Linked DNA regions of Homo sapiens: region 2 is linked to region 1. Evidence: read pairs that join two places in POLR2A ChIA-PET (ENCODE). Cell type or tissue: MCF 10A. All regions are shown on one strand.

What was found. Peaks named below come from ENCODE experiments on the same cell type or tissue, not always from the same donor. Only the 100,000 strongest peaks of a DNase experiment are listed, where the experiment ranks them.
Region 2: POLR2A ChIA-PET joins it to region 1 with 13 read pairs; 8 of 35 experiments call an interaction of 5 or more read pairs at or near these places.

Annotation. Positions count from the first base shown.
Region 1 is chr10:61,991,549-61,994,048 of GRCh38, reverse strand. All of the region lies in intron 3 of ARID5B (AT-rich interaction domain 5B), which reads right to left. Among named protein-coding and RNA genes, the nearest start is that of ARID5B, 91 kb to the right of the region's middle. In MCF 10A, no CTCF peak of the experiment used is centred here; DNase peaks (open chromatin) are centred at 1,168 and 1,768.
Region 2 is chr10:61,935,515-61,938,014 of GRCh38, reverse strand. All of the region lies in intron 2 of ARID5B (AT-rich interaction domain 5B), which reads right to left. Among named protein-coding and RNA genes, the nearest start is that of ARID5B, 35 kb to the right of the region's middle. In MCF 10A, no CTCF peak of the experiment used is centred here; no DNase peak of the experiment used is centred here.

The DNA.
Region 1 (2,500 bases):
AAGGCTAAGTTTGAGACACAATGTCCCTTGTGCTTCAAAGACAACATACAGTTTTCTTTCTCCTTTTTTTTTTAAAGGAAATATGAATGTGCTCACGTTATAAAGCTTGATGTCTAGTTTTGAAACAATTTAAGCAAAATAATGTCAATATGTGAGGTTCTCACAATGATTTATGCTTCCTCCTGTTACTTTATTACATTAGACATTCTTTTCTCAAAGCTTTATACTTTTCACTGTGCTCCTAGCAACCAACCAACGGCAAAGCATCAACTTTATATACCTGGCGCTATTCCAATTCTTACTGCTATTGACAATTATATTGAAGTTTCCATTTAATTGCTGCTCTGTTGTGACACCGAATATTTGTCACAATTAGGCATTTCCTATTTTCTGTCCATGCATTTTTTATTATTACTGAAAATGAAATTTTTATTCCAGAAAACCTAAGCATGAAAATTCTACAGATAAGAGTAGCTACAGCTGTTACTATCATTACCAACATTGTAACATGAAGAAAAAAAAAGAGAATATAATTTCTCGGAAGGTAATTTTCCTTTCAGTCTAAGTGCTCTTATTCATCTTGCAGTTACTCAATGATTTCCTGTTCTAATTACAGGACATTATACAGAAAGACATTTGTAAAAGGAAAATGCAGCAGAGCATATGACTAAATAGCTTGAATTGGTTGAAAGTGTTTAAAATTCCAAAGTTGTACATCAACTTTATCAATTCGTGGTTATAGCTCTATGTAAATGTGTACTGTGTCCTGCCGTATTTTTCAATCTCTCTTAAGGTAGTAAACTTAGTACCCAAAGTTAGTACACATCAAAGGGGAAAACACATTTGCAGTTAAACTGATGTTGAAGAGTTGGAGTCAGGGAAGATCAGTTGTGTGTGCGTGTGTGTGTGTGTGTGTGTGTGTGTGTGTATCTCCCTTCCTCATCAAAGCTGTTAAATTGGAGGCATGCCAAAACAAGGAGTGGAAAATATTAATAATAAAAATAAATTAAATGCCTGATTAAAAGGGAAAGAGAACAAGATTCCATCCGGAATAGAAATGAAAATGCCACAAACTATTTCATAAAAACAAACTGTGACGTAAATTACACATCAGTATTGCACTGTTGTGGTTATTTTGAGAAATGGTTTGTACTGTAAGTCAGCTGGTGCTGCCCCACCCTTAATGATTTTGTAATTCTCGACACAGTAAGCAAGTGGGGCAGCCCTGAGATTGCTGAGACAGAAAACAGAACTAGCCATACAGAACTGGCAATAAAAAGATAATGTACTTTTAACATAACAGAACAAGGAGATTGGCTTGGCTTTATTAACTAAAAAAAAACTACTTTAAATGGTCCCCAGCTTGCCATTTGTTTTGCTAAATGGAAACACAGATCTTCCCAGGATAGGCAACGAAAACATCACTGGAGAACTTAAAAAAAAGTAAATGTGGGAAAAATATATCAGTACATGGATGCAAACAAAACAAAGAATATTTCAAACCCAAAACCAAGGGTTTGAACCAGCTGTTTTCAAAAGCAAACCACTTAAAATAGAGGCATAGACAAATACAAAAATATGTATCAAAATGTTACTATCAGCTTTTGCCCTCACTATTGCTTCATCACTCAAGAAAAAAAACATCACAAAACTAAACTATAACCAAACACTGCTACCACTCTGAGTAACAAATGAACGCAGTGGGAAGAAAGCCAACTCCACCTCCAAGGTTGTCCCAAAGGGTCACTGAATTCTAAGCCACGACCGGGAGCCACTTTTTATCTTGAGAATTTTGCAGCTTATTGCCATAGGGTTCATCTTAGCCACATTTAAATTTAAATGTCACACTAGACAGGGATTATGCAACAGGTGAGACTTCATGGCCAGATTGACATGTAGGTAAAGTTGTTACCACATATGAGGTGTTATTCTATGGGGCCTGACTTACCTTAACTTGCTTCCCCGTCACATGGGTTAAACTTTGGCTAGAGTCAGCCATTCACTTTTTTTTTTTTTGAGACAGAGTTTCGCTATTGTTGCCCAGGCTGGAGTGCCATAGCGTGATCTCAGCTCACCGCAACCTCCACCTCCTGGGTTCAAGCGATTCTCCTACCTCAGCCTCCCCAGTAGCTGGGATTACAGGTATGCGCCACCACACCCAGCTAATTTTTTTGTATTTTTAGTAGAGACAGGGTTTCTCCATGGTATTTAAGCTGGTCTCGAACTCCCGACTTCAGGTGATCCGCCCACCTCAGCCTCCCAAAGTGCTGGGATTACAGGCGTGAGCCACCGTGCCTGGCCTCCACAATGATTTTTTAACCATAATACCAAAAGCACATAAGAAAACAACAAACAATAGACAACTGGACTTCATCAAAATTAAAAGCTTTTGTGCATCAATGGACACTATCAATAAAGTGAAAAGACAGTCTTGGAGAGGGGGAAAATATTTGCAAAGCATATACCTGATAAGGGATTAATAACTAGAATACATAAAGAA
Region 2 (2,500 bases), 56 kb after region 1:
AGTTTGGCTTAATTGTGAAACCACCAGTATGTTTTACTGTGGATTCACAGAGAAACTGGCCCTGCAACATTGTCAAATGCCATAGAAGGAAATCTGATAAGGAGAGGAGGGGGAAACAGCAAGCCAACACCCCCCTCCCACCACAAGAAAACAAAAAGTAGCCAACATATATATAGAAAATGTCTCAGGAAACATTACTTTGTGCACACAATGGCATAAATCACATGTTCGCATTTACTATTCTGAGCAAGTGCTGACTAAAGTTCCTAATACTCACCATTCTTGGGCAAGTCTCTATGTCTAAGAAAAGAATTTCAATAAGCTCATCTCATGATTACATTAGCTCTCTGCAAACTGAGAATTAGCACTGGATAAATATTGCTGATTTACTCTAATACAACACAAAAGGAACACAAAGAAATACACTTTGTTATTCTATTAATGTACCTTGGCTTTTCAATTAACCCAGCTCTTAATCAATATTTATGTAAGCTGTGTTGAGCCACGTTCTAAGTCCTTATCCCCTTTCGTCATTGTTTTAAACTGCCTATTTCTGTAATTTGGATTTAGTTTCTACCATTGTCCAAAAACAGCTCATTTAATCATAAATCCTCTAAGTCAAGAGGAGCTCATCCAGTCAAGAAGTCACAAACCAGTCAGCCCATGTGCATGGCGGGCCCTTCCAAGTGTTCTAAAACTTGGGAAACTTTAGGCAAAAATACCCAGACCTCAATCTTCTCTCATAAAATAAAATAAAGGCCAAAAAATAAAAATAAAAAACAGTTGAAACTGATAGAAGCTGCCTTCTTCAGACAAGATGTAAAATCCCCACCACTCCCTATTGCATTGTATTCAGTCCAGTTTTCCCTTAACTATCTGGCCCCCGTGGGCACCAGACATTTAAACTTGTAACATTGATTTAGTTCACCTTTCTCATTTTACTGATGAGGACAGTGAGGTTCAGTGACATGTCCAAGAACCAACTGACGGCAGGACTTGAACAAAGATCCAGGTTTCCTATCTGCCAAGACAGCATCTTGGACTCTGCAGCCAGATTGCTTGGGTTCAAATTCCAGCCCCGGAATTTACTTGCTGTGGAACACTGAGCAACTTCTTCAGCCTCCTTGTACTTCAAAGTTTTTTTTTCTTTCTTTTTTTTTTTTTTTTGGGGAAGAAAAAAAGGGAAACCCAGGTTTTATAATAATTCTGTCTGCCTTGTCCAGCAGTAATTGCCAGGACTCAATGGGTTGATACAAATGAAGTAGCATGTCAGAATTAGCTATCATGATCATTGTTATTTCTTCTCTAAATTGGTGTTTTCCAAACCGTGGCATGCAGAGATGATTTTAGATGGTTCACAGGTAGACTTTTAATTTAATTAAATTAATTTATTTATTTGAGACGGAGTCTCACTCTGTAGCCCAGGCTGAAGTGCAGTGGCACGATCTCAGCTCCTGCAACCTCTGCCTCTCAGGTTCAAGCGATTCTCCTGCCTCAGCCTCCTTAGTAACTGGGATTACAGGTGCCTGCCATCACGCCTGGCTAATCTTTGTACTTTTAGTAGAGACAGGGTTTCACCATGTTGGCCAGGATGGTCTCGAACTCCTGACCTCTGGTGATCTGCCTGCCTTGGCCTCCCAGGGCGCTGGGATTACAGGCGTGAGCCACCGCACCCGGCCCAGAAATAAACTTTTAAAATGTATATTAAGTTTTTCATTGCTTATTTGTTTTGTATTTACTATTTATGGGAAGGTGGTACTGGTTTTCTATTTATAGGAGATATAGCAAGTTTTAAAAAAGGGCCAATTTGAACATAGGCATTAAGTAAACACAGGGAACATGTGGATATAGCCAGAAAAATAAAAGTCAAGATGCTATGAAAATAAAATTTGGAACAATGTGTTATATCATTGGTTTTCAAAGTGGGTTCAGAAACCCTCGGGAATCTCTGAGACCATTTCAGATGGTCCACAGGGTCAAAACAATGATCCTAAAACTACTAAGACATTACTGGCTTTTTTCACTCTCATCCTCTTTCAAGTGTATATATAGTAGGGTTTTCCAGAAACGATGTGACATGTGATATCACAACAGAGTGAATGCAGAAGGAGATATGAGAACTCCGCTCTCTATATAAAGCTAGACAGTAAAGAGATTTACAAAAAATGTAAAACAATGCCACTGTTCTTACTAATTTTTTGTTGTTTTTGAAAATATGGTTAACTTTCATAAAAAGTGCGTTACATTTACATAATGAGTTTATATTGCTATTTTATTTTATTTTTAAATTAACTTACAGTAAAATTTCCTTTTTTGGTGTACAGTTCTGCGAATTTTAACACATGGATAGATTCATATAACTACCACGACTATATTGTCAGGATACAGACTAGTCCCTCACCCTCAAAACCCCTCATATTAATTCTTAGTAGTCACCCTCTCCCTCCACTCCCCACCAGCTCCTGGCAACTACTGATTTGTTCTTGGTATAGTTTTTTCT